Regions from separate parts of the Mus musculus genome. Here regions 2 and 3 are each linked to region 1. The links are chromatin loops, found by intact Hi-C in ENCODE. Cell type or tissue: left cerebral cortex. All regions are shown on one strand.

Evidence for each region. Hi-C counts contacts between places; a loop is a spot of excess contacts. Peaks named below come from ENCODE experiments on the same cell type or tissue, not always from the same donor. Only the 100,000 strongest peaks of a DNase experiment are listed, where the experiment ranks them.
Region 2: it touches region 1 in a loop (2.6-fold over the local background); 2 of 42 quality-filtered maps call a loop at or near these places.
Region 3: a loop joins it to region 1, with 8 times the contacts of the local background. A loop is called at or near these places in 30 of 42 quality-filtered maps.

What each region holds. Positions count from the first base shown.
Region 1 is chr7:111,775,787-111,783,786 of GRCm38, forward strand. It overlaps Galnt18 (polypeptide N-acetylgalactosaminyltransferase 18), which reads right to left and starts at 4,191. Exons shown (of 11, transcript NM_001360903.1): 1 at 3,527-4,191. The coding sequence starts at 3,761. In left cerebral cortex, CTCF peaks have their summits at 4,379 and 6,525 (motif pointing right); DNase peaks (open chromatin) are centred at 635, 1,432, 2,035, 2,728 and 4 more places; H3K4me3 peaks cover 4,477 bases; H3K27ac peaks cover 2,543 bases.
Region 2 is chr7:111,535,407-111,543,406 of GRCm38, forward strand. The region is part of intron 6 of Galnt18 (polypeptide N-acetylgalactosaminyltransferase 18); the gene reads right to left. Among named protein-coding and RNA genes, the nearest start is that of Galnt18, 240 kb to the right of the region's middle. In left cerebral cortex, a CTCF peak has its summit at 4,324 (motif pointing left); a DNase peak (open chromatin) is centred at 5,581.
Region 3 is chr7:111,965,202-111,973,201 of GRCm38, forward strand. No RefSeq gene overlaps it. Among named protein-coding and RNA genes, the nearest start is that of Gm33204, 41 kb to the right of the region's middle. In left cerebral cortex, a CTCF peak has its summit at 4,514 (motif pointing left); a DNase peak (open chromatin) is centred at 4,513.

The DNA.
Region 1 (8,000 bases):
CTATATGAGACACTGTCTCTGAAAGAAAAGGACAAAAGGGAAGAGAAGGAGAAAGAGGAATTTCTCTTTCCAAGGTTTCTCATGCGTTGACTTCCTCTAACTCCATTTGTCTATCTCAAACAAGGTGTAAGGTCCTAAGTTGGAGCTTGTACTAGGAACTACTTGGAGTTCCATCCAAGAGGATACTTATTTTAAAGTCTGAAGCTAACCACCCTGCCATTTAACATCTACTTGGTTTTAAAAGAAAAAAATAATAATGTTCAAAAAATACAATTTACATTCCCAAGAGACTCACGCGCACCATCTAATTAAATCATTCAATCAGAAAACAAATTAAAATGAAATATCACTGTGGTCCCTATGAGGAAAATCAACTTTCCAGTCATGGCGAGAACAGCCCTCTAGAGTACTGCTCCAAAGCCTCTTGTAATTGCAAGTCCTCAGAACATCCTGCCGAACACCCGGTGACATTTGCAACTTCCTGGACAGCTCTCCTTCCAAAGAGGAGAGGCGCTAAGCTTGTCCTTTGGAAACTGGCAAAGCTTACACTCATGACTAACTAGGGCGCTGGATATTAGTGCAGGGCAGTCACTCATCCATCCCGACTGTCTCTCTTCCACCTGCCAGAAACCGTCCATAGAGTCATCAAACATTCTCTAAGGGAATGTGACCTCTGCCTCCTCAGGAAACCAAACAAAAGCCAGATAGGCCCTAGTCTCTCAGTAGAAAGCATCTCCATGTGGGAACACTTCTGAGCCCACTAGCCCTCCAACATCCTCAGATGCCTTTCACTAGGATACTGCCAATGCTACAGCTGCCAACTAATATCAACACGGCACTCTTTCCCTGGGAGCCTCTGGTCCTCTTAGCAGACTGTATATCATACACTTTAAGAACACAGACTGACCCCCTCCTAGCCTACAGAACTAACAGCCAAAATAAACACTTAAAATAACCTGGATGTGGTGGCACCCATCTGTAATGCCAGAGGAGGTGAGAGGGTCTCAAGTTCAAAATCAACCCTACACAGCTACGGTAAGATCTTGTCTCACAGCAAGACAAACCAGAGACCCTGAAGCTCTCTGGGTTTAAATCTCTGTTCTACGGTGTAGCAGAGTGTGACCTTAGACCAGTGGGGTCAAGCAACCTCTCCAAATCTGTGTCCACGTCTGTAGGATGGAGTTAAAACCACCAACCTCACAAGGCACTAAAGATAAGTCAACTTACGCCAAGTTCTGAGAGTGGGGCACGGCACTTAACAGGCGCCACACAGTTCTTGGCTATTCTCCTTATCAGCCCTATCATCCTCAGTTGCACAATGTAATATGGATTATTCAAAAGGCTCTCCCGATGCAAGAGACTTAGACAGTAGATCTACAGAAACATCCCACATCCTCAAGGGCAGGGTCTGATCTCACAGACTTTACAAGTCTCTTACATTTAAGCCCTAAACCCAAGTGCAGGGGCTGTTCTGGAGCCCTGGAGGGCATTGTCTTCATCAGAACACTACTAAAGCACAAGCAACCAGCTAGCCTCTGCCATCTGTCTGCTTCATGCCTAGCCTTTCCCAAGTCACTGCCTCACCCTCTGCAGGTAGTGGCTTTGGCCCTGTCCTCATAATTCATTAATTTCCTACTGTCCAAAGTACAACTAGACTAACACAGTCTGAGGAGGGTCCTTCCTTCTTTCTTTCTTTTTTAGAACATCTCTCCTCCAGTTGATCAGGTCAGCATTCGGAAGTGCTAAGGTCTTCCTGGTAGAAAAATTACAAGTGTTCTCTTTTATCCCCAACTTCCACGATGGTTTTTGTGTGGAGCCTTGTAAGTCATGTGGCATGGCCCACATTGAACATGAGAGGGCCTGCTCAGTGCTGAGCTCCTGAGTTCATGAAATCCTCGAAATGACTCCTGAAGCAGTCCCTTGCTTGCTTCTTTCCTGACTAGATAGAAAAGAACGGGAGAATCCTTTTGAACACATAGACACAGTGGATACATGACAGAAGATCTCTTAAAATCTGTGTGTACATTGGAGATGTCTGAGCAAGGTGCAGCCTTGAGTCCATCTCCCAGATCACATCAAGGGTGCACTTCTCTTGCTGACTAACGTTGAGTCTGACCCCAGGGATAGAAACCCAGTAAGAATGGCAGCAACAGGCACTATGGCACAGTTTGGTCTGTCAGGCTCAATGCAGGGATGAGACAGAGGTGGGTCTGAAGTAAGAGCTTCCAAAGGTCCCTCTTCTAGGGGCCCTCAAAGTCAAGTGCTTGCTTTGTCTGTGTCACCTTTCTGCCCTCAGCGGAACCTCCCCAGGGAAGGAGTCGATCTGGCCATGTGGGAAGCACACCAATTCAGAGTAGTCCTGAGTAAACAGAGCAGGCAGCCTGTAGCTCAGATGGCCTGCCAGGTTTACAGGTAAACTCGCTGGGCCCTATAGGTCAGAAGCCTCCCTGTCTAAGAAAGCAGGGGACACCTGGGGTGGACAGGGAGAATCCAGATTGCTATCACCTGTGAGCACACCTTACTCTAGGAGCCCCGAGCTCCATCCCTTCCCTCTGATACTCACACTGCCCGGGTCACAGCAGGAGACTTCTCTATATCCTACTGTCTCTTTGGACCCAGTCTGGAGACACCCACCCACTGCAGCCTTGGATTTCAGACCCAGCTCCTGTGGGTTTGTCTGCTCTGCTGTGGCTGCTTCCTGCTTCCGCAACTGAGGTAACTGTCCTGGCAGATTGGCCTTGCTAGAACCCGGAAGGCTCTGAAGTAAAGCCGCAGCCCAGCGTGGGTTTTCTCCATCCGAAACAGAAGAAACACCACCACAGTGGACTAAGCTGCTTCTTGGGTTTGACACCTGCTCCTTAGGGGAGGATCCTGGATAGGCAGGTGTGCTCTAGGTGGGGACAGTTTTCTACTTAAGATGCCCCCTGCAGTCCCAGTCCTACTGAGACTGACTGAGGCTGGAGCCAATACTGGGCCGATGTAATTTTCTACTCCGCATTTGTCTTGAAGCTTGCTGCTCCTTAAAACCCACAGTTAGAGTCATACAAGGCATTTCTCTTGTCCCTTACAAGCCCGGCAAATAAGCTCTTTTGCCCTCACATTCTCTCTTGGAAGCACAAACATCCAGTCAGACACACTCCCGGACTAGTGTGAGATCCTGCGATCCTGGAAAGGAGCACCCTGGAATCATACGCACGTTTGGACACGTGCACATCGCGTCCCCATACTGACAGCAAGCTACACACACACACACACAGACACACACACACACACACACACACACACACACACACACACACACACACCACCTGTGCACACGCGTACACAGGGAAGACTCACAGGGCGGCAGACACAAAAGATCCAGGACACCAGTCCTTGCAATCCCTCCAACCACGTAGCTGCCAACCTATAGCCCTCCCTGCAATCGCTGGTCTCCTACGCATTGGCCCCAGCGCATCCCACAAGCAGAACACACTGGGCACTCCCGGGCCTCGCGCCTGGCTCAAGTTTCTCAGGACGCCTGTACCTTGGATATGCTGTTTGATGACATTCTCCAAGTGGTCCAGCCGCTCGATAATTTTCAGGGTGTCCCCTTTATCTTCCTCCAGCTTCTTGTCGGGCACTGGCTCCTGCCCCCGCACATACACGCTGGCGATGTAGTTGGTGACCCAGCCCACGTACAGCAGGCATATGATGTTGGTCATGCCGCTTAGGATCACGCAAGTGGACACCAAAGTTTTGGTCTTCCTGGTACACACCATTCTGGGGTCCTTCCTCCATATAGAGCACCCGGGGCCCCTCCTCGCTGTACACCCCAAACTCCCCCGCGCTCAACCCCCTTGGCACGTCTGGGGTCTCTGGGTGCGCCAGCACCTAAGTCTCTCCAAAGGCGGGTCTCCTGGCAGTGTGAGCTGCGGCGCACAACTTTGCAGCTCCGGCCGCTGGCCACCCTGAGAAAGAGCTCCACAAAGAAAACGAGGTGGGTCTAGATTTTTGTTTTGGGCTTTTCCCCCGCAAATTCAAAATCCCCGAGCTTTTCCCTAGGCGGTCACGGGTGGCCGGCAGTGGCGAGACGAGACCTGCAGGGCTGGGAAACTTTGTCACTGCCAGGGCCCAGCCGCGTTGCTTTCCATCTCCAGTGCTGGCTGCCTGGGAGATGCCACCAGCCCTCCGCTCGCCGCTCAGGAGAACCGCGGCTGTGGCTGCGACCAGAGGAGCGAAGCAGAGCGGCCCGGCCCCCTCCGAGCGACAAGCGCCGCCACCAATCGCGCTCTGGCTCTGGAAAAGGGTCGGGACTGGGCGGCTGCGGACCAACGAGGAGGGGCCAGGGGGCGGAGCCCCGCCCCGCGCCCCACCTGCTGGCAGCAGGCTCCGGTCCGGACACAGCTGAGTCTCCCGCGCCCTCGGGCCACCCTAGGGCCTGCAGATCAGGAACCTCCAGTCCCCGCCCAGGCCGGCAGATTCCACCTCTAGAGTAATTCCCCGCTCGCGCTCCCGCTAAGAAGCCCAAGCTTTGGGGACCAAGATGCTCCTATACCCTCACCTTCCCCAACTGAGGGCATTCTGCTTTTCCACCTGAAAAAACGGACTCCTCGCCTCCATCTCCTTTTTGATAATGGAGACTCAAACCATACAAGTGGCTAGGCCTCATAATGTCCACACCTTATGCTTCTTGAGCCTTTACTCTGCCTCTCTCTGTTGGTCTCCCGGGTGTCACCAAATGCCTTCCGGAAATCTCTAGGAGAGGCATAGTGAATAGTGAGGGTGTCTCTGCAATCGTTGGTCACATCTATGCACTATGCAGCTCCCTGGACGAATTCATGCTCTGGGAGCCGTTACTGCTTATGGATATCACTACACCCCACGTCTAAGGAAGCCTTATACGCAGTATTGGGACAAGAGGATGCAATTCTCCATGACTTGTATAATTCCCACACATTCAGTGTTCATGGCTATCAAGTGGTCGACAGAGCCTTTCTGGAGAGAGGATGTAGAAACACACACACACACACACACACACACAGAGAGAGAGAGAGAGAGAGAGAGGCTCCTGGGTTTGATGCTCCTGTATGTGTTAGTTACATGAGCTTGAGCAAGGGTCAGAACACCATAAGAGACATTTCCCCCATCTATCAAATATCAACAATACCTTCCTGCTTATAAGTATTAAATGAGAGGATATACCAAAAGGGCTTAGGACAGGACACACAGTGGGTGCCCAGGCTCCTGTGGTTATCATTCCAGGATGCAGTTCCTCCCTTCCCGGGTCCAAGAACACCACCTGGCTGCTCAGCAAACCTTGATTTTTCTATTGACCACTCTCAGCTCTTCTCCCCTACTGGAAGCTACAGAGTCTAAGGCTGTGGGCAGCAAGAAGGAGCTTGTCCTCTAGCTGGCTTGGTTCCACCTCATTGGCTTTCTGCTTGAATGTCTTTCTTTACCATCAGCAATTCAGCCACAGGGGCTGATAGAAGGAATGCTGCTGGGCCTGATTGCCCCACATACCCTCAGATTCCAACTCAAGATCCCCAAAACCTTGGTTAGAAACAGGGGCATGGGAGGGGTTTGTGTAGGCATTTACTCACCACCCTCTGCAGAATTACAAGGTCAAAGGCCCCAGTATCTCTGCAAGCTCCCTTTATAAATGGTTCTTGAACATAGATTCTTATCTTTGGCCCTCAGTTCAATTGTATTCAACTCAACAGGAACTCAGCAAGTTCCTGACATTTTGTCTAAATGACCAGTTGCCTGGGACACTTGCCCAGTTTGCTCTAGACCTATGGCTGCGGTGTAGGCTTCAGTCTCATCGGGGGCCTCTTTTCTAAGCATGGAGAGCTGTTCAGTCCAAGGAGGTTCTCGACTTTCCACTTATGTCACTCGTCTAACCCCAAGCGTCTTCCCACTTTGCCATTTAATAAGTCCTGCCGGGAGCTTCACTATCAGGCCCCTTGATGTGCATCAGAACTGAAAAATTCCTCAGATAGTCGATGTGAGCCAACTGATGCCAAGTGGTCCTTGAAACTTATTCTGAGAATCTGAAGCTACTGTCTCCTTCCACTCCTACCACGAGAGGTGACATGAGGACTGAAAGTCCTGGTGGCTTTGTCCTGTATAAACTGAATGTTGTACACTGAAGAAGCTACTGTCCCCTTGATGTGACTTGAGAGCAGTCTTTGGTGGGGAAGGGAGGGGTATTTTGTTTTCTGAGACAGACTCTCACTATGTAGCTCCGACTAAGCTAGAACTCTCTATGTAAACAAGTAGACAAGTCTGGACTTGATCCTATAAAGACCCACCTGCCTCTGCCTCTGTAGTAGGATTAAAGACACTTCCTGCTATGACTCACCTTTTATAGAGGTTCTTATCCTCATGTCCAGAGACACCGCTATGCCATCAATGCTAAGCCTTCTTCAAAGTGTCTTTGGTATCACCATTAAGAAAAGTGAATCTTCGTTTGGCCATCAATCCCTTACATTCTCGGCAGGAATAGACTCCTCAGAGAGAACTGACAGTGGCCACATGTGTCCACCAGATGGCAGCACTGTGTAAAGCCATGGGGCCAGAAGTGCCAAGAGAACTTGGGGGCTTAACAGGAAAAATAAACCCTGGTAGTGGAAGGCTTTAGTCTTGGTCTGGCATTATGGGAAGTAGGGTGGCAGGCACTCAAGGGAATGGAGACTGGTGGGTTGCAAAGCAAAAGTGGATAATCCATTCAGAAACAAAAGTCGTAGACGCCCAAGATTTGATGTTAGGAAGCCACAGCCCAAAAATGTAATTGACAGAAAAAGCATTCTGCTGAGAAAGGTTTATTTGGTGCCTCCCTTGTGCCAGGGTTAAGATTTGGACTAGGGAGCCAGGCAAATGCTCTCATTTACTAGCTGTGGAGTCTTGGGCAAGCTAACTAACTACTTGGTGCCTCAAGTCCTTCCATCTGCAAATGGGATAATAGTAACGTTACCTACATCATGGAGATATTATGAAACTTTAATTTGTATGAGGGGCACTGATGGCATTATCTAAGTATTGATTGTTACTACTCTCTCTGAGTATCCAAATGTCTGGAAGATAAATGAGAGGAAAAAATGACAATCTCTTAGAGGCAGCTTTCCTCTGAGAACAGAGGGTCCAGAAGTTACACACAAAGGACCCTTTCTTCCCTCCACCATCACCTTCCCAACAGAGCTGGTGTAACTAAACTCCTCAATGTACTCAAGTGCAGATTCTGCAGGAACCCTGCAACTAGGTCCGTCTGCCTCACATCTGTCGCTTAGTAATCCACTTCGGGTCATGTGACAGTAGCCTCTGCGCACAGGTACTCAGAGAGACTCATAGACCACATTCCCTTAATGGAGTGGACCAGTGAAGAAGCAGCTGCCTTACAGTAGGATAGGCTCCTAGCTGATGTCTTAGTATGAAAGAGAGATGCAAACGGATAATGGAGACATCAACTGCATCCTGATCCCGTGATTTTACCACTAGACAGCTCTGCTAGACAGGCTCCTCCTCCCTCAAGGAAATGTGGGCTCTTAGAACAAAGTAGCACTAGCCAAAAGAACACATATAAGCCAATCCAACAGAGGATAAAACTATCCAATGGGGAAAATGGACGAAGAACATGAGCAAACAGTGGAAGAGAGATCAGAACCAGCCAAGAACTAACCAGAGGATGATTAAGCTGGATAAGAATTAGAAACATTTTTCCAGATATGGCTGCCATAGTTCCCCTATCAGATTGACTTAAATATGTAATATTTTAAGTATTAACAAGAACATGTGGGAAATAAGTACTCAAATACGCCAATGAGCATACAACCAGAATGTCTTTTTGGAATGTATTGTTGATGATGCTCATGATCCTTTGACCTTGCACTCAGAGTGTGGTCCATCGGTCAGTCACAACACTGGCAAGCAATGCAGAATATTAGCTCCATCTCCCATTTACCAGTCAGAATCTGCATGTAAATGCTGCCTCCAGATGCTTCAGATACATCCTCCAAGAA
Region 2 (8,000 bases), 240 kb before region 1:
TCCAAAAGATTATGGATTGTGGCACACATTCCAATAGAGTAGAGGTAGCAATAGCTGACTGTCCAGAAGGGAACAGGTAGACCAGAAGTTCTCTCTAGTCAAGTCCGTGTTTCCCCAAAGCTCTGACACTTGGCATTGTCTATCTTTGGGCACTAGAGGCTAAGGATTCTGATTTCTTGTGGTCCTTGACATGAGTTAATTTTTGTGATGTTTGATACTGGTTGTCAACTTGACAGACTCTAGAATCACCGAGATAAGCCTCTGGGCATACTTATGTGGGACTATCTAAATTGGGTTAGCCTCTAAACATGCTTGTGAGAGATTATCTTGACCAAGTTAAAAATAATTAGAAGGGTCCCCATAAATGTAGGTGCTATACCTGTGGGCTGGGGTCCAGAACTGGATGAAGATGGAGCTGAGAACCAACGCTCATTGCTTTCTGTTTTTTAAAATCTTCTGGAACTGGAGTCAGGGGTGATCGTGAGCTGCCATGTGGGTGATGGGAACTGAACCCAGGTCCTCTACAAGAGTAGTTAGTGTGCTAAAGCTCTGAGCCATTTCTCCCGGCCCCACTCACTGCTTCTGAATTGTGGATGCAGTGTGCCAGCACCCTAAGTTACTGCTGCCGTGCCTTCCCCACTATGGTGGGGTCTACCCTGAGACTGAGCCAACACAAATTCTTCTTCCTGTACATTTGCTTCTTTTCAGGTAGTTACAGCAACAAGACAAGAAGACAAGGAACTAAACCAATGATGGGCACAGCACTCAGTAGAGTATCAGTTCTGGAGGGGATTTAGTTTATTAATTGAGCATCTCGGCATGTCTTTTAAAATCAATCAATTAATTTGAGACAGTGTCTGATAGCCAGGTTAGCTTCCAACTCACCACGTACCCGAGGATGGTCTTAAACCACCGGCCATGCTGTTTCTACCTTCCAAGTGATGGGATTACGACAAAACAAGACCAAAAAGAGGCAGGACCTGGACCTGGAACTTCAGGTCTGTGATCCCAGCTATGTGAGAGGGTGAGGCAGGAGGATGCCAGGTTCAAGCCCTCTCTGGCTTCTGGGTGAATTCAAGGTCAGCCTGGGAAAGCGAATGAGATCCTGTCTTAAACGTAAAAGGAGGGTGGGGTGCAGCTCAGTGTATTCTGGGGTTCAATCCCTGGCTTTAGTTCCCAGGATTTAAAAAAAAAATCAGTGGCAGGGCTCATAGCTTTTATCTACCAGAAATACACACACACACATACATACACTCACACACATGCACACACTCACATACACACACATACTCACATACACACACACCAAGAAAATAGAAGGGGAACTGCTTGGAAAGGTGAAGAGGAGAATGGGAGAGGTTAGGAGTGAAGGGATACAGGAGAGTGGACACAGTCGAAGTCCGTGGCGACTTTGATTTAAAATGTCAACCACCCAGTTCCCCCAGAGCTCCCTGGGACTAAACCACCAACCAAAGAAAACACATGGTGGGACTCGTGGCTCCAGCTGCATATGTAGCAGTGGATGTCCTAGTCGGTCATCAATGGGAGGAGAGGCCCTTGGTCCTGTGAAGGTTCTATGCCCCAGTATAGGGGAAGCGGGAGTGGGTGGGTTGGTGAGCAGGGGGAGGCGGGAGGGGATGGGGGTCTTTAGAGGTGAAACCAGGAAAGGTAATAACATTTGAAATGCAAATAAAGAAAAATCTAATAAAAATATACATGTTATTGCTTAGAGCCATGAAAAAGCAAAAATAAAAAATAAATAAAATGTCATTCTGAAACTCATCATTTTCTACACAAATCTATAGCTCTTTGAAAAAGCCTAGCCGGTTACACTCTTAAGCTCTGTTTTGTTTGCTTGTCTGTCTGTTGTTGTTGTTATTGGTGGTGGTGGTGGTGTGTGTGTATGTGTGTGTATGTGTGTGTGTGTGTGTGTGTGTGTGTGTCTGTGTGTGTGTGTGTGTATGTGTGTGTGTATGTGTGTGTGTGTGTCTGTGTGTGTGTGTGTCTGTGTGTGTGTGTGTGTGTGTGTGTATGTGTGTGTGTGTCTCTCTGTGTGTGTGTGTGTGTGTGTGTGTGTGTGTGTTCTGAATGTGCTGCTGCTCATTCACAGTTCACTGGACTGCAGTGTGGCACCAGGTCCTTACTGAGCCTGGGTAGCTCTGGGGCTGTGGTCTTATCCTTGCTTTCTCCAGAAGCATGAGCAAAAGCAAACTTCTAGTCTTAAATCCTCCAGCCTTTGTTGTATCAATAGAAAACAGATGAAGACAGAATGTGGTAGGATGCTCATAGAGAAAAATAAGACTTGATCCATTCCCCACACTATATCAAGGATTGGTTTAAAAAAAATCCGAGATTATAATGTGAACGATAGGATCATACAAGTAGGTAGGTAAAGTTCTCTCCAATCAGGAATGGGTCAGATTTTCTTAACTAAGGACTGGGAAAGGCTTATATATTTGCTTAGTTTTGAAAAAGCAGTGAACACTGGGCATGGTAATGCAAGAGGTGGAGGCAGGAGGATTACAAGTTAGAGGTAAAACACTAAGTGAATTCAGGGCTAGCCTGGGCTACAATACGACTTTGTCACAAATAAAATAAGCAAAACAGTCCTTTCATAGCAAAAACAGAGAGAAATAACATACTTGGGAGAGAAGTTCAAATTATAGTGTAGATAAGGCCGTACTGCTTCGAATGTGTAGACATTCTAAAAATAGAGATTAGCAACACCGTGGGAAAGTGGGCCAAAGGTGTGAGCAGCTCACAGGAGACAGCGGTGGAGATGGGCTTAGCTGTGTGAAAAGCCTCTGGCTTACTTTACAAGAGTGATACAAATTAAAGCAACCGGGAAATCCAGGCCTCACCTGTCAGGCTGGAAAACCCCAAATAAATGTCTTCCAATCAGCCCTTGACTCTTAGTTAGCCAGAGTCAATTTTCTTCCTTTACAACGCTGATTTTGAGCACTATCTGAATAAGAACTTTGACAGAGAATACATATAAATTAATACACACCTTAAAAAACACTCTCTTAAACGGGCAGTAGCATATTTATACAACATAAATGTCACATGGACGATGGATATGATCATATGCTTTATACAGAGCACTATAGTTTTTGGAGTATCTAAATTTATTTCTTCTTGTTACAATTGTTAAAATAATAACTATGATAATGAGATAATAAAGTATAATGATGGATTAACTTTGGGGGCCAAGATAAACATGTTGAAAGATCTAACAGTTTTGGGATAATAAATTCTAGCTTGCCTATGGTATTTGTGTGTTTGCACTAAAAGGGATTATTGTAAGGGAAAGATTCTGAAAATATTAAAAAAAAGACACCGACTTTGTTATTTAATGGATATTTAATAGACTATCTTCCCACTGGAACTAAGAACTTTTTTTTTTTTTTTTTGAGATAGGGTCTTGTACAGCACAGGCAGGCCTTGTACTTGCTATGCAGCCAAGGATGACCTTAAACTCTTAAATTCTCCCACCCCTACCTCCTAAGTACTGGGATTACAGGTGTTATTGCTGGTTTATATGTAGTGATGTGGATGGAACTTTCCTTGTATATCTAGGTAGACACTCTACCAACTAAGCCATCCCCCCACCCACAGGGGTGACTGATAGCTGCTAATAATGTCATTGTGACATTTATAATATTATGTATAAATACTCTATTTACTCTACTCTGTTTTGCTTCTTTCCTCTTGTATGCCTGTTGAATATGCATTTTCCTCCAATATGGGCAGGTGGGTACTAGGTTCTCCATAGCTGAGAGAGAGGGCTTACAAGGGGGTGAAATCTTGTAGACAGGACAGTAGAAGACTACACGAGATAGAATGGTCATGGTCTGTGGTGGAGAGAGTCCCCAAGTGCAAATGCTAGCCTTATTAAGTTGTTAAAGGCTATGTGGATGGAGGACTTTGGATGATCCCATGTGCCCCCAAAGGCCAAAAGGTGCAGCCAATTAGCTAAAATTATTCCCATTCTAGATGATGCTTGGATCCAGAAGCATGCACAGAAAGAGACTTACATCCTAGCCAGACCCCATGAAGAGGCTAAGAAACAGCAGGTAAAAGCTGCAAAGCTCAACGTAAGCAAGAAAGAATGAAGGCAGTGATTCAGTCTTAGGGACAGGTAAGTGTTCCGTTCTGGGGTGGAGGGTGAAAATGCTATTTAAGAGTCATCAGAGTTGAAGAGATGGCTCAGTGGTTAGGAACACTGACAGCTCTTCCAGAGGTCCTGAGTTCAGTTCCCAGCAACCACGTGGTGGCTCATAACCGTCTATAATGGGATCTGATGCCCTCTTCTGGTATGTCTGAAAACAGCGACAGTGTACTCATATAAATGGACAAATTTTTAAAAATGGATCATCAGAGTAGGAGGTCATTGTCTAGAGGGCCAAATGATAAAGACTTTTCCAAGACTGAAGCTCTGACCTCCCATGAGAAACCCCAGTGAGAAGTCTTGGTGCGTAGGCAGGAGTCCATGATTTGTATATATCCCATGGCTGCCCAACAAACTCTCCTGCATGTGGTAATGCCAAATGACTCAATCTAGCCAAGATTCACCATGGTAAAAGCATGGCAGAGAGAGGTTCCCTTTCTCCTGGCTGCCAGATCTAGACACCAGGAGTACAGTAACGGTTGTGGGCATTCTCCCTCTGCCCTGCCACAGGAAGGTGGGATCGTATTAAAGAGTTCAATGGCAAGAACTAATTGCAGGCAAGGCTTCTCATATTTCTCCCTCGCAACTCCATACAGCTTATGAATTCAATTTAAGAAGTGTGTGTGTCTTTTGCTTTGTTGAATCAGAACACAAAATACAATTGAGAATTTTCTTCTATGAATCAGGACTGTTAAGATCTTCAACAATTGTGCTATAAAATCAGACTTTCTCTAGATGCTTAACTACAGAAAAAGTAGGTGCAACCTGCTTTACTATTGGGCACTTACTGTGTTTCTCTACTCTATATGTCTGTACAGTATATTTTAAACTATAAATTCAATTTCTTTCATGATCATGGGCCAGGTTTTATTTTTTTCCTGTGTCAGTTTTAATAAAAAATATCATTTCACAAATTTATGTTTTTGTTGACATTTTCAAATTATAGCATAAACTTGTTTGTTATATGTTCTTAATTATAGATACCCATATCAATGAAACTTTTCTTATTCCTAACATTTATTTATCTCTGCACCTTGTCTCTTCTCCTGTTAAAGTTCTGCAATTTGATTATTTTATCAAATAAATAAGTTTTGGCTTTATAAATCTTTTTTATTATATTCATACACATAAACATGTTTATGTGTATATATGTATGTGTACCTGCTGCTTTATCATTTTTTGTTCTTATCTTTATAATTTCTTCTTTAGTTTAAACAAAAGAGGAACTTTATTATGAGTATGCTTGAAAGATCCCAACAACTGTAATGGGCCATCAACTACAACCACATCTTTCTAAACGACAGAACATGCTGTAATCACAAATTCTAATTCTGGGCTCTGCACCATCATGAAGTTAGTCCTGCCTGTATCCTACACGAGGGAGTAGAATGTGAGTCAGTTTCTGCTTGGTTTTTGGTATCTGTAGTCCATGATGTTGGCAGACATTCATGAGCTTGGTCAGTACTTTCTGAAACGATTCAAAAGCTAAAAGATCACCCATGTCTGAAGGCACAAATTAATTTTGCTCTTTCAAGATGGGTCAAAGTGTAACCACAAAATTCCACTTCTGGGTTCACAAACCACAGATAATTTCCTAGAGTGTGGTCCTTGTCATGCAATACAAATGTCAGTGTCTATCTATTCAGCTTCCTGGACCATTTCCAGGGCTGTCTTTCTCTCTCCTACAGCTATTGAGGTCTTCAATCCTAATGTTTTTTTCTCCAGGTCTTGGTAAACTTCCACCATGGGAACAGCTTTGGGATATTGTAAACCATGCAAGCAAAGCGGCTTCTTCAGTATCTTCTACTATTTTTATTCTAATGTTCTCCGAGCTACTGATATGCTATTAATGCTCAGCTCTTATTTCTAATGGAGGAATGGGATATCAGACAGTTTCTCTTCAGCTGAACTTGAGTTGCGTTCACACAACATGGGCACCATACATATTTATAATGACTTTGGCTCAAGGTCTTTTCTAATTTCTGACACAATTTCTTCTTTGAAATATGGATTTTTAGAAGCATGTCTCACAATTCCAAAAACTGATGGTTTTGTCTGTAACTTTTGGTCATGGGTTTCTAGCAATTCCATTTCGGTATGAGAGCGTGTTCTGTGGGAGAAGAAGCCATGATGTTTATTGTGTGTTTATGCCCCAGAATGTGCTCAACACCCGTGATCATTCAATTGGTTCTGGGAGAGAAATATCATTCATCAACTTTTATATGCTCTACAGAGGCAACTCACTAACTGTGTGCATCTGCCAATGACTTTGGGGAGACAATGACTTTGGGGAGACGTGATAAAGCTTTCTGCTATGCTGTCAGGGTTGCTGATGTCTCATTGTTCTTTGCTGTTTTTTTTTTTTTCCTAGAAAAACCTTATTTGATGTGTCTGGTTATTTTGTCTCTGTATATGTCGGTATATCTCATGCATGTGTGATGGCCACAGAGGCCACTGGATCTCCTGGGACTGGAGTTACAGACAATTGTAAGTCACCATGTGGGTGCTGGGAATCAAACCTGGGTCCTCTAGTAGAACAGCCAGTCCTCTTAGCTGCTGAGCCATCTCTCTAGACTCTGTAGAGTTTTTTCCTTTATACAAATTTACACTGTTTCACTAGTAATGTTCAAACTGACAACTATAGATTCTAGATTAATTTCACATTTATCATTTCTAGACCTTTTTATTATAATACTTCTTTTTAAAGTTAATACAATGGCTTTCCTTAGGTTAGCATCTGCCCGCTATGATTTTTTTCTATCCTTTTAGATTTTTATCATGTCTGTGTATCATTTCAGGTTATGCTTCTTGTAAATAGCCCATTGCTAAGTAAACTTTTAAGCTAGTCTAAAACTATTCATCTTTTGACTTAGTTCATGTAAATTGACTGGTATAAGTAGGCCTGTGTTGCCTCTCTGCACAAGCTGTTGTATACATCTATTTCTGCCTTGCTTATAGAATATTCATATTTTATTTTCCATCAACTGATTTTGAATTCATGTTTCTTCATTCTGTGCTTTTCATGTAATCCCTAGAAAATATAATTTGCTTACTTAAGTTACCTAATTTTAAACTCAACCAGTAACCTTTCTATGAATAACAAAATAGACATTTACAACAATCCCCATCACCCTTCCTCGTTTATATGCTCTCTTTAGCATGCCCGGGGTTTCTACAGCTCTGTAAGCAGTACTCTGGTGTTTTGTTCCATGCCATATTTTATTAGACTAATCTATTTACCATCATTGAGGTAATTATTCTTTAATCTCACATTTCCTTTGGGGATCATTTTTTCCCCAAGCATAAATACTTTTTAACTTATTTAATAAAGATCTTACATGAGAAAATTAGTGTTTGTGTGTGCATGAGTGTATGCATGTACATGCGTGTATTGTATCCTTTTTTGAGTGGGGTTATTTTGGGTACACAAATATACTCAGACAAGCATTTACTCATCATATCAAAAAGAGTATACCATAGTGTCTTGGCTTTCACGATTGCAGTGAGAAGTCGGCTGTTCTAATCATTTAAATCATTGGTTTCTCTTTCTCTTACTGGGGTAAGTTCTTATCCTTGTCTTTTAGTTTCACTTTTAGTTTATGTTTCATACATACATACATACATACATACATAATGCATATCTTCATTCTTATCTGATTTTGAACAAGTTGAATTGGTATGTTAGTTGGGAAAAATTCAAGACATTATTTGCTAAAAACAATTGCTTTTGCCTATTCCTCTCCTTTTACTATCTCCACTTGGAACTGTAAGATAGATAGTATACTCTCTCTAGTCTACCCAATCTTCCCCCATATCCTTTTATTTTTCT
Region 3 (8,000 bases), 190 kb after region 1:
TAGTCCAGTTCAAAAGTGCCACCAAATATGAATCATCAATGGCAGCACAATCCAGCAGAAACCACAAGGCTTCTGCTGAATGATCAGGAGTCAGCGCCAAGGCAGTGGGAGCAACCAGGACCAGCAAGAATTCCAAGAGTTCTCTGTCGTGCCTCTCTCAATGAAGTAAGATCAGCAAAGATGAGAGACCAATGAAGAGCTGCACAGCTAGCTATTCAAGAGCCCCATCACTGTCCACTGAGTGTTACTGACATTCTTTCTAACCATCGAGTGTCCTCCCAGGGGTCTTGCCTTAGCATAACACCAGGTGAGTCTGTATCACCTAACATACCCAGAAACTTCCACTTCATAGAAATCCTGAGAATCTGATAAAAAGTCATGGGCCAACTTCTCTTCGTCCAGACCTAAACATCCTATGACAGTTGCACACTCACTTTTATGTCCCAATGTCACCTAACACACTAACCCTTCCCTTAATATATTATTTGGCATGAGTCTGCATTACATGACACAACCAGAAACTTCCACTTCAACCTCCTTCAGCTTCCTTAGGAGCACAGGCTGTTTATGGAAGGTATCTGCTGAGTAGGTTTTGGACACAAGACTCAAAGGCCGGAGCTACTCACTTGTATCCATTCTTTAGGTTGAGATAGGGCTCAAAGAATGTGTTCAACTGAATCTAGAATGATGTCAACTATGCTGCAAAGCCATATTCTGGGTATGAGCAAATATAAGCTCTATAAGGTTTCCAATGCAGTAGTCCCTGTAGGATTTCACCCATGCCTAATAATGCGTTGTCAAGTCCTGTGTATGGTACAATAGCTGCCCGAGCATTACGTTATAACATACCCCAGCCTGGATAGAAGCCAATGAGATAGACTTAGCCATCCCAAATGTAACATCTTGTCAAGAATGCTATGCCATATGGAGCACAATTTCCCCACAAAGTGGAAAATTCCCCCACCATCAGTTAGAGGTCCAATTCAGTACTAAGTATGATACTTGTCGACAGACACGTGTGAACATGCTGGCCTACATAGTGCATGACAAATGACCTTCAACTCCCCTAAAGTGGCACAACTAGAAGGATCCTTTTTCTCCACAGCACAGGTAGGGACTTCTAGGACTGCCCCTGAGGAAGCTCAGATCTCCTGTCAGCCTCTGCATGGGCTCCTGCAGACTTTATGAAACATCTCGACATGACTTTATCCAAACAACTGCTCCAAACTGCTCCAAACCTGGAGATGGCCAAAGAAACAGAAAACACAAAGAATAATGTAATACAGTTGAAGTTCAGTTCTTTTTAAGTATACTCCATGCATTAGTCAAACATGATGCTACATGCCAACAGGTCTGTTTTACATAGACAAGATAAGACTGATGTTCAAAGTTTCCTTCCTTTGCTAGAAAGTGGTCGGTCAGCTCCCCACACTCCTACAGCTGCACTTGCTTCAGTATCTCCGATTAATGAGCACTACTCCTTAAAAAGAGGCACTATCACTTTCATAGGCAGCCCTCTGTTGCTGGATTTCCATCATTCCCACTTTTTCACTGCCACGAGCAACATTGCAATTAACATCTTTCCCATTTTTATAATATTGCAAAATTACTCTCTAAACAGATTGTAACAATTTACATTTCCTCATGACAAACAGTAGAAATCTTCCCCTTGCTGCTGAAAAAGCCATCAATTGGCTCCACTTGAAAAGATCCAGGGGGAAGGTTGCCAAGGCAGGCTGCACTGCCTCAGCTCTCTGTTCAGGAGAGCGCCCTCGCTTCCAATGGGGCTCACTGGCAAAGAGGAGCATGCATGAAGCCATGGGTTTGATTCCCAGACCTGCATAAAGTGGATGCTGTAGAGTATGCCTGAAATCCCAGCAGTTGTGAGGTGTAGGCAAGGAGGGTCAGATCTTCAAGGCTATCCCCAGTACATAGCAAGTTTGAGGCCAACCTGGGCAAAAGAAGGGAGAGACGGGAGGAGGGTGGAAATAAGAAAGTGAAGGTGGGGAGGACAAAAGGATGGTGGAAGGGATGGAGGGAAATTAGAAGGAAAGGGAAGAAAGGGGGAAAGGAAGAGGGACTAAAAAAGATGAAAGGAAGGTGGAAGGAGGAAGAGAGGAGAGAAGAGTGGGGGGAGGGAGGGAGAAAAAGAAGGACCCATTCTCCCTGGACTTAGCTGTAGTTCTCACAAATGCAATGTGTAAACTGAGGTCCAGTTTCCACATGCTATCAGCCCAGGTGCTACTGGCCACTCCCCTATACAGGTGCACAGGAGACCAGCTTGGCTCACCAGCACTTTCAGAGCTGTCTCCTGAGAGCCTGTGAGTGACAGAGCTCTCTAAGTGAGCACAGGGTGGGGGGGGGGGTAGGGGGGCAGCCATCCCTAAATCCCACAGACTGAACTTTCTGACCACCTGAAAACTCTCTATTCTGGTGCCTGGCTTTGCCTTTGTTCCTTCCCTACTTGGAATGAAGCCCAGCTGGCCAGCCCCTTTGGTCCCTACAGCTCAATGGCAGTGCTGCTGTAGACCATAGCAATTGTGGTGGCGAGTAACTTGAGCATTCCCCTGGTGAGTGCCTTGAGCATCCTGATGGTGAGGACCTTGCATCCCACTGGTGAGGGTGGACCTTGAGCATCCCGCTGGTGAGAACCTTGAGCATCCCGCTGGTGAGAACCTTGAGCATCCCGCTGGTGAGAGCCTTCAGCATCCCGCTGGTGAGGGCCTTCAGCATCCCGCTGGTGAGAGCCTTCAGCATCCCGCTGGTGAGGGTGGACCTTGAGCATCCCGCTGCTCTCACACCTCCTTCTGTTCTAGAATCTCAGAATCACCTCCTCCTTTAAAGCTGGTCTGGACTTTGACTACTCTAACTTATTATAGCTGCCTGGGCAACTCTTGCTCTGCAGAGGAAGGAGCAGGCCCTACAGCACTAACTGAAAGCTTATGGATGGTCCCCCAGAAAGGGGGAGGAGTCAACCCGAATCCCCTCTCTACCTAACGCTGCTTCTCCAGGAAGAAATGCTGACCATTTCTGGCTAAACAATTTACTTGGCAAACTGTTCGTGAGATTTATTAAGAAAATGAAAGTTTCTCATCCAAACCAGGTAAATGTGTGGCCAGGTGGCAGGTCCTTAGTTGCTGAGTGCTGGGGTGATAGTTAATCCCTCACATTGATCACAGAAGCATTAAACTTCTTAGGCCACTCATTGCTAGGCAACCATTGTGAACTGTAGGCTCTAAGGAGAGAGCATCTGTTCTTGTCACAGAAACTGTCCTATTAACAAGGAAATGCATGTCCCACGTCCACGTGTGCTCTCCAGATGGCCAATAAGGTGTTCCTCTGTAATAGCATCCATCGTCTCTCAATCACTAGCTCCAGGGCACAAGCGCCTTGTAACCTAGGGGACAAATGTCTCCTTGTCATGCTGCTTTCTGTGTCCCACCATATAGATAGCCCAGGCTTGAAGGGCATCATCAAACCAACTGTTTGCAGAACAGAGACAACAGGGCGAGACTTAGAGCAACAGGTACAGCTCCATGAAAGAACTCAGTAAGTAACTCTAGGTCCAGACTTGGCTCTGCCTCTCAGAAACTGTGCATGACAGCTCATCTTCGTTGCTGAGTGGACTAGATTCAAAAGGACTTTGCATCCATAGGCTGTGTGTGTCTGGGAAGGTGTTTCCAGGAAGGTTTAACTGAGGAGGGAAGGCTGACCTTGAATGTGGACAATGCTATTCCACAAGCTCAGAGCTCAGAGTAAATTAGTGGGGTGTGCTCTGAGTGTCAGTGTCCTGCCTAGACTGTGGACACTGGCTGAAATGTGACTCCCCCACCCCTACACACACACACACACACACACAGAGTCTGTCTTTCTACCAAGATAGCCTGTGTCCCTTCTTAATCATGGAGCCGAGATAAACCTTTCTTTCCTTAGGTCACTTTTGCCAGATACTTGGTCACAGCAATGAGAAAACTGTGTGGTACAACTGCAAATGCACATTTTTTTTTAGCCTTCTAAAACACAATTTCTTCATCTCTAAAATGGCTTAGTGGGAGTTCAAATGGCTTAGTGAGATTGCTGTTCAAGCATGAGACCCTAAAACTGAGCTCCAGCAGCCAGGCGTGGCAGTGCGTGCCTGCAATATCAACATAAGGGATAGGGGGCTAGGGGCTTGGTGACTGTCAGCTTAGCTCCAGGTTCAGTGAGAACCCCTGTCTCAAGTGAATGGGCTGGAGTGTGATGGAGTATTAATTAATTAATTTAATGAAAAAAAGGATTTTCTGCAATTACAAGTATAAGAGTTTAAGTGTGGTTGAGAGTACACAGTTTAATAGCTTGTACATAATAGGAGATTCCTTCTTACTTTTAAACAAAAATGTGTGTATTTTTTTTCTTCTATCCAAAGCTAGAATGTTGCAATCTGCTTTTTTTCCTTGTTCTTGCAAAAATGAGGAAACCTGTGGATATTATTGGTCCAGAGTGGCCCATCTCTGTTCTTGTGCTGCCACCTGCTGGATGGATATTTTAAGAACCCTGCACTAAAATGCCTGGAGCACTTCCTTGTCAGTCCTTACCTGACATTCCTCTCTACCTGTACCTTTCAGAAATTAACCCAAGGCGCCCCCAGTCCTACATTTAGCACTGGGGACATGAAAATGCATCCCGAAGATGGGTTGAAACTACATAATGTTGGCTCCTGCGTGTTAGATAAAATTCTAGTTGTTCACCAGTGCTAAATATCTCAATCCAAATAAAAATATGTTGAAAAACACTCTGCAGGCATGTTAACACATGACCCTCAGTCCTTTGTGACAGCAATTGGCCAGAGCCAAGTGTTCAGTGCCCTTTAATGTGAGCAAACTCCTCTGTTTTACACACACTCACAAGCACTGTCTAGAAATCTGTTCAAGAAATGTGCCACCGACTTTACTCACAGCCCCCTCCTCCAAATACTGTAGAAAACCCACATCAGTATCAAGTCTGTGTACAGTTATGGCAGCCAAATATAGCAAGCTACATGAACTAAGGAGTAGTTATACACATGGGGGGGTCTTCCATGCCTTTAAAACATTTATATTTATTTTACAGTATATGGATTATTTCTGTAGCTAATGTTCATTATGAATTGGATGTGTTAGTTGTATCTTGAGGACAAGGTAAATGATTAACTGAAAATGTGGGGGATGGATGCAAAGAGAACAAAAAATATCTTTGAGGTCAAAAATTATGGTCAAAATAGTTTGCTTTGTGCTTGGTACAAGCTAAGTACTAAATAATTATTCATTATTGCTATTATTACAGGAAGAGCTGTTATCCCAAAAAAATGACCTTTAAAATCCTGTCTTTTAAACAACATTGAAAATAGCAAAATTGAAATCTAAAACTTTTTATGTTAAAGAACATAAATCACAAACGCTTGGTCTAATGACTTGACCCGGGAGAATCCAGGCCTGAAAATAAGAGTCAGCATGAAAAGCCACCATAGCAAAGGAGAAGCTAAAAATGCAAAAATTCCTACTGGTTGAATCTGTCAAAAATATTCACAGAAAAATTATCTCACAAAAAATATATACTTTAGTAAGATAAAATTTTAAATTGGAAAAATAAAATTATTGAAGTACATTTGTTCAAGACATTATACTTGTTTTACTACTCAGCCCTCTACTCCAGTACCTCAGGGGTCCGCACCAGCCCTCTGGCCTGTGCCCTAGCAGATGCTTCTCCTGCTTAGTATCCTAGCTCGTGCTCTCATGCACATTGAGGCAGGCTTCTCATTGTTTAGCTTGTAAACTTTTCACTAGGGGTGGAGGAGGTGGCTTAGTCCACAAAGTGCTTGTCTTGCATGCCTGAAGACCTGAATTCAACCCCCAGGAGCCTACATAAAAAGCCAGGCATGGTAGCATGCTTGAGACAGGCACGGGCAGATCCCCGGAAACTCATTGGCCCGCTGGCCTCTTAGCTAAAGCTGCACGCCAAGGAGGGGAGGTGCTGGACTGAAAGGCTGAAAGCACCTGAAGAATGACACCTGAGGTTGTCCTCTGACCCCTGTCCATATGTGCGCACACTCACAAACACGCACAAACATGCATGCGAAATCTAAATGAACTGTGTACAGTTCCTGGCATCTTATATTTCTCACTGAACATCTTATAGAATCTCTGAACACGAAGGGTTGATTTGTATACCACAAAACCCATGAGAGGGATTGCTGGGTTGACACAATCTTTGCAGACCATCATGCAATTTTATAAGATCTGGGGACACAGTCTCCTAGATTATCTTGGAGTTTTCTATTTCATTTTGTATCTATGTCTAATTTGTTTTTGAATGCATCCTTTTCCTACTGAACTAAGCTACCAATTTTCTAATCTCCAATCTGACACTTAGTTATAGCAATTCTGTTATCTTGTAACATTAGTCTTTTTATAATATTTTTCTAGACTATCATTTTGGTGCTTATTAAGTTCATTTTACCAAATCCCAAAGCTAGTGAAACTCTTGTAAGAATTATATGAAATTCATATGCTAATTTTCAAAGCAACCGTCGATTTTTAGTATTGTACTCCTACCTGTATGAACTACTTTTCTCATTACTGCAACCAAATACCTAACAGAAACAACCCAAGGAAATGGGGTGGACTTTGAGTCATGTTGAGCCATGACGGTACAGTCCCTCAATGGCAGGGAAGTCATGGCAGAGTTCCTGGTAGGTAACATATCTAGCTAGGACTTGTTCCATGGTGTGAACCAGAAGACACAAAGCAGGGTTGGAATGAGGGCTAGCTATAGCCTAGAAGGCCCACTGTCCTAAGACCTGAGACCACTTCCTCCAGCTAGAACCCACTTGCTGAAGGTCTCACAAGCTTGGTTGGGGGCTAAATGTTCAAACACATGAGTAAAGAAACATCTCACATTCGAGCCATAAAACTACCCCAGAAACATGACATTGCAAACTTGTCATATCTTGTTTTTTATGTTCCTTTAAAAGGCATATAGGGCTGGAGAGGTGGCTTGGTGTTTAAGAGCTCAGTGTTCTTGCAGAGGAGCCAGGTTCGATTCCCAGAGCCCATATGGCAGCTCACAACCATCCCTAACTCCAGTTCACCTCCGTTCCAGGCACTTACATGGTATACAGTCATACATGAAAACAGAAACTCATACACATAAAATAAATTTTTATAAAAGAGTGACTTTGTTTTTTAAGATCTGTAACCTTTAGTGCATTGTTCGTTATTATTTACTTTGTTGAAGCCCTTACCTCTGCTGTCTAGTTTCTTCTGATTTTGTTTGTTGTCACTAAAAGAATCCTCACTGAAATGCCATGCGCAGCCACTTGCTTTTCTGATAGGTTTTTAAACTGCCATTTATCCTCCATCTAGACACCCAACAAAATTCTCTTAGGACTCTAAACATTTCAAACACCCTCCCTCCCTCCATCTTCTTTCCCTAATTTCCTCCCTTCCTCCCGCCTTGAATGAATGATCCTCCTGACATCCGCCCCCCATTGTGGGAATTGTAGCTGTACACCACCATACCCAGCTAAAAGGTGGTGAGCATATGAGTTGTCTGTATATAAGATGAGGGAGGGGAGAAGGAGGGAGGGAGGGATGGGGAGAAGGAGAGAGAGAGAGAGAAAGAGAGAGAGAGATTGGCTTGGTTTACACTGAGATGGGGCTCACTGTATCACCGTTTGACATAACATGTGCTGTTCACTTTGTTTTCTTGTTTCATTAGGAATAGTTGCTAGGTTGAATCAAATGTCTTTTTGATTGATAGGGTTTCTCTTTCAGTGTGTTGATAATGGGTTTATTGATAGAGTCCCTACTATTAACCTACATGAGCATCCATAGGGAGTCTACCCTTGCTTGCCTACTCCCACCCCGCCTTCCTGGAATCATCTTGTTCGCCTCGTGTTTAGAGAGTTTGCATCTATGTGCACATCTACTGTCTGCGACTAGACTATTTTATGGGCATTGGAATTGCTATTCTTAAACCCGAGT